Regions from separate parts of the Mus musculus genome. Here region 2 is linked to region 1. The links are chromatin contacts, found by POLR2A ChIA-PET in ENCODE. All regions are on one chromosome and are shown on one strand. Each heading gives the region's core, a stretch centred on a gene start or an enhancer-like site at or near the end of the contact. The rest is flanking DNA. Distances are from core to core; before and after follow the strand shown. Region 1 overlaps Ankrd55 (ankyrin repeat domain 55). Region 2 holds the start of Il6st (interleukin 6 signal transducer).

Region 1 (6,582 bases), core at 1,200-3,699:
TGCTGACTGCTCAGTGAGTAAGGGTGCTTTGTTATCAAGTCTTCTAACCTGAGTGCTAGCCTCAGGATCTACATGATAAAAAGATCACTTAGGTAGGTGTAACACAGTGGGGGGGGGGGGGCAAAGCCAGAGGCCAAGTAAAGTGAGTAGCCCATGCCTAAGACACTAGTGCTTAAAAGTTCACTGCACACTCACTCATGAGTACATGCAGCACACACACACACACACACACACACACACACACACACACACACACACACCCTAAAATTTAAAAAAGGTAAAACAAAAACCCCACCTTCCCCCTGGAGACATTCCCTGTAGGTGTGCAAATTTAATAAAAAGTGTTTTGTTTGGTTTGTAAGCACCTTCTGGTGTCCATCGGGCTTTATAAATTGCTTTTGGTCAAGTCTTGAGTGATTAACAGGTATGTGTTTGTTCCCAGGACAAGCTCTTCAGCATCTCTCCCCAAACAGACCTAAAATCAGAGATCTCCCCTTCACTCGGAACAGCCTTGCACCTCTGCCAGACCAAAAATGTAAGGACCGGAGGGAGCCCCTCCCCAGCTCTCTCCACAAGTGGTATCCGTCTAGACAAGCTCATTGGTGGTTCAGTTTCTAATTATTTGTCAAAAGGCCATCGGGTGCCAATACTTGTGCACAGAGGAAATCCCCTAATAGGACCTTGAAGTTGGTAATGCCTACTTAATAAATAATGAATAAATAAATAAATAAATAAATAAATAAATAATCTCCCCCACTTCAGGGAATTTTGTTTGAAATACAAACACAATAGCAGGAGCTTATTTGGCCATGTATTATCTAATGTCTTTAAGAATGTACTTTAAGCTGGATGTGTTGGGACATGGCTTTCATTCCAGCACTCAGGAGGACAAGAAGTTCAAGCCCAGTCTTGGATGTCTAATGATGGGATTTGAGAGCTGCCTGTGCTACAGGAAACAAGTCTCAAAAGGGGGTGGGGCAGGGGCAGGGCTCTGAAGGTGACCGATTCCCTTACCGTGTGGGATCCAGCCCAAACACTCCTAAGCTGAAGGGAAGTGTTTGATTGGTTTGGTTTGGGTTTGTTCTATTTTGTTTGAGACATGGTCTCACTGTCTGCCAGTCCAATCTGACCTGAAATTCTCAATTCTCCTGCTTCAGCCTCCCAAATGCAGGACTAGCTGCCTATCCAGCACGCATAGTTCTTCTGCCTTCATTAGTTAGCTTTATTAATTTATGTCACACTGTTTTATGTAAAATATACTCTCTTAGGCCAGAAACCTTCAAACTGAATGAGCCCAAATATCTCCTGCTATGTTTATTTTAGGAGCCCCAAACACCTAGAACTATGAGTTTATATATCCTTACATCCATATTAGGAGGTAGGTTTTACCACTATTCCCATTACACAGGCAGGAAAACTAAGTTCAGAAAGGACTTTTCCAGTATCACTTAGGTAGCAGAGAGAACAACCAGGAGCAAAAGCCAGAGGCTAAGCATGGTGGCTCATGCTTGTAGTCAAAAGGCTGAAGCAAGAAGACAGAGAAAGTGAGGCCAGCCTATGCTACATAGCTAGTTCAAGTCCAGCCTGGGCTATATAGATAACGTCTAACAAAAGAAAATCTCTAATGGATAGAGAATCAGCTGCCTCATGAAACAAGCAGCATTTACTAGATGCCAACTTAGTTTCTTCTTTGTACACAATACTGCCCTGTTTAACACACACACACACACACACACACACACACACAGCCTCTGCATTCGACGGCGAATTAGATCATTTTGGAACTGGCCTAACAATTTCAGACAAGCTCCTAACTCTTTGCCCTGTGTAGCTGCACCAGTAACATCAGCATAATGAGACCGTCAAGGGGTTAAGTGAGACGACATACTTACACACCTAAGACACTTGGCATGTTTATTTACACGGAGTCACTAGGCAAGTTGCCCTTTCTACCCCAGGCTAAACTTTGAATGGGGCCAACCAAGAGTGTGAGAACTCTATACAGCACAACAGTGAGCTATGGGGAAGTGCTGGGTCATTTTTCATGGCAATGAAAACCCAGAGCTGAAGCCAATTGTGCAGAGAAGGAGTTAGAAGTGGGAAGCCAGGATTCCTCCTGGACACACTTGACCCCTTCCCTTACTGCACACAGTGAGGGTTCTGAGCGGTGCCAATGTTTCTCATTGGGGGAAACTCAGGCCAGTACCCTCCTTTAATTGGCCTGGACTTGAAGGTGGCCTGAAGAAGTCAGAGAGGCTTTCACAATTAAATTCCAGGAGACAAGACAAAGATACCTAATCGATTCTGCTGAGTGCAGAAGAAGTAGAGCAAGCCCAGCTCTTTCCCAAAGAAACCTGAGAGCCTTTTGGGGGTTTGCATGAGAGCAAATGTCTCCAGGCTTGTTCAGAGCCATGTGCTAACTTGAGCATTCACAGATGCTCCACCCCAGAGAACTGCTCAGACAGGCACACACAGCTAGAGCCTGTTGGATCAAGGCTGCTGCAATCTTGTATTTGCGCATTCCCCAAATCCCTGATGTTGGTGTGTTGTAAGCTTGATTAGACAAGAGCACATGGCTTTTCTCCTTAGTCTAGTTCCCATCACCACTGGCTTCTTAGAATCCAGTGCTTGACGAAATCACAGGATTCTCCTGAATCATCCCCTGAGAGCCTCTAGCAGAAGCAAATCTCAAAACGTCTCTCACTTTCTCCCTTCCCCCTTCTCCTTTCCAGTTCTATCTGGAGAACCCCTGAGAACAAACCGGGTGCTTCCAGCAATTCCAAGCCAGAGGGGACATGACCCATCACCAGCTGGAGAGAGCCAGAGGGGACATGACCCACCACGAGCTGAAGAGAGCGGGGGTTCCTCCAGTCCCACCCATGATGAAAACTAACTACAGCTCGCTCTCTGTGGAAATGGAGAAGATATATATTTTTCGACTTCCCAAGGGTGAGATTACTCTAGTTTATATGAGCAAAGTCTTAATTTAGTAAGCTGCATTCTACAAGCCATTCATGGTTTTCTAATTCAAGGTTCCTTATTTCAAATAAATACACTCCCTAAATACTCACTTAGAATCTTCAGGCGTGCAAACATCACCAAGTCTATTAGTTTCTGTGACGCCCTACAAACTGTAATTGAGAAACAAAATACACTCCTGGAGGAGGATTTAGGTATGTTTCACTTATGGTTGTGCCATGTTTGCTGTTTGGTCTGGTTCTTTTTTTTTTTTTTTTTTTTTCCCTCTTATTTGGTGATTTTATGTATTTTTTTAAGTGTATGCTTTGCTGAATAAAAAAAAAATAAGAAGAAAAGCAAATCCTAAGACTTATTTTTTTTATTTATTTATTTCCATCCTACCTCGCCCTGACAACGCTGAATTAAAATTGAGTTCTAAACTCCTCTGTCAGTCACAGTGTATGACTTTGAAATGCTCAAGCTTCAGCAAAAATATTTTCTGACGTTGTCAGCTCTTGGCTAAAACCCAAATCACTTGGCAGTGTTTATGTCTCTTACTTGTCATTTAATTCTTTCCACCTTCTGTTGTTTTCAGAAAGTCTGATGGCCCCAGGAGTAAAAAGGGTCATGGGAGCTGGCAGGGTGTACTTCCTGGTCTGATAGAATTTCTTGCTCTTTCCTCAAATATCCTACCTGTTAAGAATTCTCTTCTTTTGTGTTTCAAAATAATGCTTTCTGCCTTCGAGGCCTTCTCAGATTTGAGACTTAGCAAAGTTCTGGAAGATGCCCTCTTTCACTGAGACGATGGCATGCTATTTAGACTGACGTTGGCTGGCAGCCTTGCCTCCAGTCACATTCGGTAACACTCCGAGTTACTACCAGGTCTGCAGGTTTTGGAAATGTGTCGAGTGTGACATTTACTGTTGTATACTAGGGTTATTCTTCAGTTGGAGTAGACATGATACAGAACCTTCTTCTCGCAGCACGTTCCAGGACACAGTGAAGACACTCAAACACTTAACTTGTTTTCCAGAAGGGAGTAGAAGCAGAGAGAGGGAGGGGTCGAGAGCAGCCTCGGTAAGGAGTGGTCAGAAGCCCATCCTGCCTGTGCCAGTTGTACTTGAGGCTGTGAAAGAGAAAACTCAGCCTTCTACACAAGCAGGGCTGAGGACAAGCCGGTCCTACAGGACACAGAGGAACCCTTAAGGCACAGCTTCCAGAGGGTCTTCTTTCTGTGTCGGTTTTGTTTGGGGAAGGTGTTTTTGCGTCAGATTGTTAGATTGTTCAGTGTGTCACCAGGCTACTTTAGAATCTGTTTTCACCCACTAGTAACTGGGTGGTCTAGGCCCTGTACTGCCTAAACCAGCCAGGATAGGCAAGTTTCTGCTCCAGGAGTAAGCATCCCCAAGTCCCTCGGTCAATGTAGCCCTCGGCCACAATACAAGTCCCGCGCCAACTGGCAGAATTAGCTAGTATACAGTATACAGTATATAGTATACAGTTTATATAGTATACAGTATATATAGTATACAGTATATAGTATAGATTCCATCGCAACCTGGTTCCCATGGTGATCGAAGCAGAGGAAATAGTCGTGAGTCATCATTTCCTCTCACGTTTTCTTCACCAAATCAAGTTGTGTGAATGTTATTAATTTTAAGTGGGGGTGAGTACAGAAACTCAAGCTCTTTACATTTTCAGCAAAGAAGGAATTACAATCTTTATAAATGATCATAACAACGACCACACTGACCAAAACAGAGAGGGCCCCTGATTGAGTCAATAGATGAAAACATATTTTTAAACCCAGTGAGCAATGGGTAAAGCCACCATCCCCTAACGCCTGAGTTGACATAGGTGCACATACAAAGACTTTTTCAGTGTTGGGCCTTTTGGGTCAGTTTGGCACAGGGATTTTTGTTAGCCATGGAGATGCGCTGTGTTGCTACTGCCTCTTCCAAAAGAGCAACCATCCTTCTGCCGGGAGGTAAAGTTGCTAATGGCACAAACTGATCATTGGGAACTATTTAACTGACAAAAGCAGATCTTCAGCCGGGTGTGGTGGCGCATGCCTTTAATCCCAGCACTCAGGAGGCAGAGGCAGGCAGATTTCTGAGTTCGAGGCCAGCCTGGTCTACAAAGTGAGTTCCAGGACAGCCAGGGCTATACAGAGAAACCCTGTCTCGAAAAACAAAAACAAAAACAAACAAACAAAAAAGCAGATCTTCAAGCACTATAGTTTACATTTTACATGGTTTTCAAAGGATTGTGTGTTAAAGGCTTCACTCACCTCAGGCTTGATGCTGTTAGAAATTGGTAGAATCTAAAGGGAATGGGGCTTAATAGGAAATCTTGTGGCCATTGGAAACCTTGAAGGGAACTCTGGGACCCTGGCTGTGCCTGTGTCTTCTTGGTATTTTCCCAGCCTAGACATTCACTCCCTGGCATGGTGTGTTGCCTCCTGTGGACCAGGATCCACAAGTCAAAATACAGCTTTCCTCTTAGAGCCGGGTACTCACATATGACAGTATAGTCATGGAAAGCTCACCAACACACTAAGGATTCACGGGGGTTGGTGGTAAATGCGGGAGTAGAGTGCCTACCTTGGGCACGTGAGGCCACATATTCCATTCCCAGCTTTTCAGTGCTTTTCAAAGTTTCAAAGAATCTATTCTTTTAAATTGAGTATGTGTTGTTTTACCACACACACCTCCCTTCATTACTAGGCCTGAGTCATTTGTATATATGTGTAAACAAATTCTTTCATTTGACAACACGTAAGGTTTGCTCAGTCATCCCCCATCTCTCTCTTACAGACAACTAATTTGAAGCTGAAAAAGAAGCTAAGTAATTTGCCCCAAATCATGTAGCTAAGAAATGGCAGAGCCAGGCTTAGCAAGTAGATCTCATTTGCTTCAAGGCCCATATACAGATTGCCCAAACTATCATTTTTCTGACCCACAAACCCATTCTCATTTCATAGTGCAGTATGTCCTTCCTGATTTTATGCAGTCTGTCTGTCTAACAAGCAAAGTGGAGCTACTGTCACTATTTCAGGAAGTACACAGCAACCCAGGACTTTGTGTTAAACCATCAGGGCTAGGGGAAGTCATAATTATTTATTTTCTCCATATTTCTTAGTTCCCCGTGGAAATCACCTGGCTTAACCATGGTGTCACTTCTCCCAGTAAATGCTCAACTCCATTGTTCTCATCTTCTTGGGATGAAGCCAGTATAAACAGATCTATGTAGCTCCCGATTATTTATTTCAACTCTACCAAAACACAGTTTGACACTCTGTGTGACTTCAGAAAAGCTCACTAAGTAACATTAGAAATGCCATGCCTTCCAGGAAGACAAACATAATCATTAATTTTCCTTTGGCCTCTATTCTTTGAAATTAAGCCACTCTTGTCTCCCAGAAAATGCTTCCTGGCACTCTGAAGGTGGTCATGAAAACAACTCTTTGGACTCCTTGACAACAACTCCTTAGAGACAGAGTTGGAGTGGAGTAACTGAGCATCATATGTGACCTTAGCATAAAATATAATCCCCAAGTGGACAGAATTTTTAAAAGAACATAATAACAACCCTTGCAAATAGAGAACTAGTCTCTTAATGTAT
Region 2 (6,582 bases), core at 2,758-5,257, 81 kb after region 1:
CACTTTCGGTTTCCAGATAGTCTCAGCTCTCTCCTCATGCTCCCCTGAGCTCCTGGACTTTGTACGGGGCATCTCCACACTCTCAGAGGCCACAGTGGAAGCCCCCAGTCCACCCAGGGCCACTTTTCTGTACTCTGACCAGTACAGTCTCAAGTTCACATTCAAGAAGGGGACAAGATCTAATTTTAGCATAGAGAATTTTGTGACTGTGTAACCTGCCCAGGGGAGTATGGGCATATGAACGAGGCAGAGGAAACCCTGTTCCTGGGGTGTTCACGCAGGAGCGCTCCCTAAACACCCCTTTACTGTCTTTGCTACAGTGTGACATTGATATCATAACACTGATATCATGAGTATTTGCTTACTTATATATCGTGTTATTCTTTTACTCCCTTGAGGAAAAAAAAATATATGTTTCTTTTCTAGACATATATCAGTGCAGGAACATAATTGACGGTAAATGTTTACTGAGGAAATAAACAGAACAGATTGAAATAATCAGCACCTCCCTAATTCCTGGAATTCATGTCCCCCAAAATAGCCCAATGCTTGATGTAATAATGTCAGTTTCCAGACGCAGATCTTAAGAAAAGTTTGATTGAATGTGAAATAATATTCCTTATGAACATTGTGTGCGTGTGTGTGTGTGCGTGTGTGTGTGTGTGTGTGTGTGTGTGTGTGTGTGCGCGCGCGCGCGCGCGCACGCGTGTGTGAGAAGGACCTTCCTTTTTGGGTGACAGAAGGGTACAGAGGAAATGGCTACATATCAACAGTAGTTGAATCCTACATGGGAAAGAAAAGTCAAGGATGCTCACAAGTGGTACTCCTGACCCTTCCCAAGAATAATGACATAGATTCCAACACTAAGAATAAGCACTAGGTACCGTCCAAGGGAAGAGAACATTGTTAGGAACTAGGCTGATAAGGCAAATACGGCCAAAGATCAAGGGAACTGAAGACCCTGGTGAGAGTATTGCTAAAATGGCTGATTATAAGTTTCTCATTGCTTAGGAAGATGAGAACAGGTAGGAAACAACTGATCAGCTCTGAGAACAAAGTCTCAACGTCACCTTGACTGCAGATTCCGTGGGAGTGAGCACAAAGGCTTACAGCTGTAGGTGGCTAAAGGTACTGAGAAGGAAACACAGCCCCAGGTTTAGGAGAGATGGCATCGTTTCTTTAGCTGACTGGGCTGGAGGCGTGGCTTTACCTGTGGACCGCTTGCATATACAATGAAGCTGATGATCTTTGGAAAGGGATGAGAAATGGTGAGCTCAGAGCAGTCAATGAATCATCAACTAGGAGGCTGCACTCATTAGATGACATTAGGGCGGGTGACCAACTACAAGACTGACACAGAGTTTCAGAAACATTCCAGGGCACAGACAAGGAATTATGCAGCTATCCCGGTCAGGGCCAGATTTAGGTAGACCAAAGCAGGTAAAGTTTGTCTTCCACATTTGTCACCTTCATCCTAGAGCATGTGTCATTAGTTTTGCTCACCTGTCCTACTCACAGAAGGAAGGTGGGGCATATGACACTCCTCTACCCAGTCTTCTCCCTATACGCTCTTCCACCAACTGGTACTTATTATCAACCATATTTAGAACCAACAAGATGTTACAACGGGAAACAAAACAAAACAAAACAAAAACCCATACATTGCAATGTTCAATGGGGATTTCTAGTGATTAACTCTTAACTAGAAAGGGGTTATTTCCGGACCAATATTCTATAGAGGGGTCTGGAAAATCAAGCAACTTCCACAGAGTGGGTGCGTCCTTCTTAGTGTCTTGCAGTTCTGAAAATTCTTCATCAAGCATTGATTTATCTTTTCTGTTTAGGATTGTTTGTCAAAGTTGTTGGTTTTCTTTTTCTTTTCATGTTTGTGTGTGCCTTTGTGAGTTTATGTGCACCATGTATGTGCAGGGGTCCCTGGAGATCAGAAGAGGATTGTTGGATTCCCTGGAACTGAACTTACATTGGCTGTGAGCCACCTGAGATGGGTGGTGGGAATTGAACCTGGGTCCTCCGCAAGAGCATCAGGCGTTTTAACTGCTGAGCCATCTCTCCAGTCCCTTTGCTCAGGATTTTAATCACTCTCACAAAGTGTGAGTTGCTGTGTGGCAAGGCTTGAGCTGAGCCAATACAGACAAAGTGATAAGTCATGTATGCGAGAGAGGCAGTATAGGCCTTCGGATTCCCCACCCATGGTCCAAGGCAGGTGAATCCATTATAAAACATTCACCTCCTTCTATCCACAACCACCTCAGATAAACAAACTTTTAAATAAATGCTGTAATGCAGAAAGGTCTACTGAGGTGCGATGGCAGAGGAGTCATTCGAGGACACCTGATATTTACTGAACAGTGCGTCAAACCCTCTCGCTGTTTTAAATAAGTTCATTCTTGCAACTTAGCAGGTCAGAACCGTCCTCCTCATTTTGCAGATGAAGAAACTCAAGACTTTTCCAAGGTCACAGCAATGGGAAGTAACAACCGTAGGATTTGCATTTAAATAGTCGTTCAGCAGACCTACTAAGCACCTTTGTAAGGTCTTCAATTGAACAAAGGCCCTTACAAGTCTTTTCCCTCCATTCGATCTTGTCACACCCTGAGCAAGAGACAAACACATCTTTAGCTTCAGCACATCAACCACTAGTGTGTTTGAGACTCTTTTAGCCAGGCCCTTGGCAGTGTTTTTTCAAACTAGCTGACCAACAGCTAAGGGGTCATAATTCAGAGCTGGGGGTATAGAGATGCAACAGAGGCAAGAAAAGGGGGAGGGAGGGGCAGAGAGCAAGACTGCAGTTTGATCCATTTGATCTCATCTGAATTGTCAATATAACAAAGAACTTTACAATGACTAATTAATGGGTATTTGTTTGCTCTGCAAATCATTATGTTAGCCTTTCTTCCAAAAGTCTCTAGCCTTCTCTCTTTTTTTTTTTTTTTGAGTCATTTCTTCACTTTTAAAAGTTTTTTATTGGGAATTGTATACAGTATATTTTTACCAGATTTTTTTTTTTTTTTTGCTGTTCCCTCAACTTCTCCCACACACCCCTCCATCCGTCCAGCTTCCTGTCATTTGTCTCCTTTAGAGCAAAACAAAAGGTAGATGTTGGGAATGAGAAAATCAATTTCCATCAGTGGAGTTACACTGATTATATATTATATCAATTGCACTCCAAGGGCGGGCTCCGTGCTCAGTAAAAGATAACCAATGCAAATTGGAGTGTTTCTTTACAGTTACACATCCCTTATCTTTTAAGTTTCTCAACTTGCTTGTATACACACTACACACATACACACATCACACACGTGCACTCACGCACATTGCAGCCTTAAGGTCGTTTTCCAATCAAGGGAAGGGTGGTGGATTACAATGAAATAGGTTTTTCCTTGGTATTTCTAATCACACATCAGGCGACTCAAACCGCAAAAAGATAACAGTTTCTTGGCAGGTCACCAGTTCACGGATCAATCAATGACACCCAAACTCATTTACTAACAACAACAAAAATTGCACAGTAGCAAGGTTCGTTTACTTAAGCCTGGGTCCGAAGCGGTCACTATGGGCGAGTACAGTCAGGGCCACTAAGTCCTGCCCTGTCCCCAGGGAGTTCCCTTGCCTCCAGAGTCCCAAGGGCCTCCTAGCAGTCGCCGGAGGCTCGCAGGCCCTCTGGGGAAGACAGCCCAGGGAGACAGCCGAGGTCCGGGGAGAGGGGTCGCGGGAGGCACCTGGGTTGCTGTCCGCGACCCATTACCCTAGAGAAAATGGAACTTTCCGTTCCGGCCACCCACCCAAGTGCGGCGGGGAAGCCTTCGATCTAGTCTAGGAAAGGCGACCAGGCTCAGCCTCCGGAATCCCGGACGCCGGGAGCCGCGTTACGGGAATCGCAGAGGCCTGCAGTCCCGCCCCTTCGTCTCCGGCGACCCGGAGCCAATGGCCGCGCGCTCCGAGACTGACCAGAGCCAATGAGCTCGCGGTCTCTGGCTCCGGGGGGCGGGGCCGTGGGGGGCGGAGCTAGGAGAGCCCGGGTCAGCGGCGGACGGAGGGTGGCGTGTGCGGTCGGGAGGCCAGAGCTTCGAGCCATCCGGGCTGCGGCTCCGCTGAGGGACCGGTGGTGTGGGCCGGGATCCGCGGGGCTGAGGGACGCTCAGGAGCGGCGAGGCTCGCGTCCGGAAGGTGAGAAGAACAGGGCCCCGGCGCGGGAGGGTGCGGGTTGCCTGGAGCGGCCGCCACCTGGCACCCGAGGCCCAGCGGGGCCGGGCTGGACCGGCGCCGAGCGCACGCCCGGAGCTGGTCGGGCTGGCCTGGGAATCCCCGCATTCCTTCCCTCCCCGCTCCGGGCTCCGACTTCCCTGATGTTGTCACCCGCCTTCTCCAGCCGCGTTCCTGACGCACAGTTCCGAAGCCCCCGCCCCAAAGTCCTCTCGGGATCGCGCGTCCTGGGTGACCGCGTCCTGCGTTCTTCCAGTTCCCGTGCCGTGCTCCCTGATCCTACTCTGGACATGGCCCTAGAAAGTGTGGTCTTCTGTGTCCCGTGAAATGCTACCGTTCCCTGCTCTTGATGTTTCTTAATCCAGAGCGAACTTTTCACCCAGACATCTTAACATTTAGGCGTTAATGAAAGTCCAGTGTTTATAAATATTAACTTTCCCTTCGGTCCGTACCCTTCCTAATAAATCCCGCGTGCCTTTACATCCCGAGAGCAAGCCCATCATCGGTCTTTAGATTTTCACCTCCTCCCCTAAGCGTAAACGTGTCCCCTTCTCCAGCTGGCAGGGGGCTCTCTTTTGGATGAACAACCAAAATTCAGAAACTCAAAGCAAACATAATATAAAGGGCTTGGTCCACTTCTGTTCTTGTCATTTTTCCATTAAGAAGAAACTCGTTTTGGCTTAATTTGTATAGTTATTGGACATTACAGCAGCTGTACTGCTTAAAAGTAGTCAGTGAGTGCTGGAATGTCAGCGCGAATCTTCTGAAAAATCTTTGGTCTGGTCAGTGTTGTAAACAAACTCTTTTAGACCGTGTGTGACTGACTGACTGCCAGCTTCCAGTTGGAACGACTCTTAATTTGAAATTACTGACACATTATCAGGGGATGATCGTCATCGTCTTAATTTTCCAAGTTTGTGTTTATATTTATCATTGGGAATTATTTTTGAGCTCTGATCTGGAATGCTACATTTGTAGGACTAATCTGCTAGTCGGTTAAATTCTGTTTTCCACAGGTTTCTGGGGGTGGGGTGTGTGTGTGTTCATTTGCTTCTACTCACAAGAGAAAGAGAGAGAAAAAATTACAGTGGGGGAAAGGTCAGCTAAGGATAAACTTTATAGTAGAAATTTGTATTGTTGGCATTAGTGATTTAGAATATTACAAATACTGTTACCCGCTCATTTAAAGCAACATTCTTATGTAACTGGGCATTTTGTTCTGTTTTATTTATGACTTTGTGTTTTCATTTTGAAATAGTTTTTCCTAAGAGAATGTGGCATTTCAGTTCAGTGCTAGAATGAATACTGATTATTATATACCTATGAAGTGGGTGTTACAATATCTACCTTCTAGAAAAGGGAACAGGCTCAAAAAACATGGCTCCAAAGCCTGTGCCTACAAACTGTTGTGTTGATGGATCTCTTATCGCATTCCTACAGTTTGGTCTGGGGAGTTGAGTGTTGTCCACAACCCTGCAGTGGGAGCAGGAAGGGGTTTTCCCTGGAAGTGATCTCAGGTGTCATTTTGCCACACATTTGCTTCACCTGGCCCTGGTACATTTGCAACTTGTCTGCTAAGGAAGCAGGAAGTTCTTAAAGCTTTCTCCTCATCTTTGATTGCAAACGTGGATTGATCACAGGTGAGGTTTCTGGTGAGATGATTTTAGTAAGCATTCAGCCTGCTCTGGAATTTATAAAAGATGCCTGAGATAGCACCTAGGTTTTTCAGTTTACAAAATCGGGTAAACAAACTGTGTGAAAAACTACTCGGATACGGGAGTAGTTTCAATGAAATAATGAGTGATACAGAAAGTACTGTGGGTGTTTAGGGATTGGAATTGAAATATTCAGTGGGGTTCCCAGAGGTCAGCCTGGGAACCTGGTTAAGGTTTGGGTAAAGAGGAAACTAGAGAGATCGAAATCCGGATGTAGAACTGCGGCTAGAACGGGACCATGGGACAAAGTAAAGGACTACCATGTGCCGTTACCACAATATATTCAGTTTACTATCTACTGCTTAGGCAACTTGGTATGTCAGTCACAGAACATTTGGCTTATGTTCATGTGCCCTTCAAAGCCTTATTAAATAGTAGGTCTTACTCGCCCCTTTTATACAAAGGCGAACACGTTATTATCAGATTCTATATTTATACATAGATTTCCTGAGCTCTGTCTGAGCCCTTAACTGTAATACGTTCTTTTTCATACCGAATATATGAATGGCAGAGTAAAGTGACTATATTAGGTGTTTTAAAGCTCATGTTTACGCTGGGAATGTAGCCAGTAGTCGAGTGCATGCCTAGCATGTGCCAGGCCCTGGGTGCACCTTCAGGCTGCATACACGCACATTCTCTGTCA

The links. ChIA-PET counts read pairs that join two places held with the same protein, here RNA polymerase II (POLR2A).
Region 2: POLR2A ChIA-PET joins it to region 1 with 18 read pairs in Patski. The contact joins the promoter of Il6st here to the enhancer-like site in region 1. POLR2A ChIA-PET finds 5 or more read pairs at or near these places in 3 of 5 experiments (Patski and embryonic stem cell).

The regions. Positions count from the first base shown.
Region 1 is chr13:112,380,687-112,387,268 of GRCm38, forward strand. Ankrd55 (ankyrin repeat domain 55) reads left to right here. Exons shown (of 11, transcript NM_029898.3): 10 at 443-535; 11 at 2,733-3,316. The coding sequence ends at 2,893. Among named protein-coding and RNA genes, the nearest start is that of Gm48837, 19 kb to the left of the region's middle. Within about 2 kb of position 2,450, at least 1 of the 3 ENCODE cell types and tissues checked has a DNase peak (open chromatin) inside an H3K27ac peak, as active enhancers do.
Region 2 is chr13:112,460,063-112,466,644 of GRCm38, forward strand. It overlaps Il6st (interleukin 6 signal transducer), which reads left to right and starts at 4,008. Exons shown (of 17, transcript NM_010560.3): 1 at 4,008-4,188.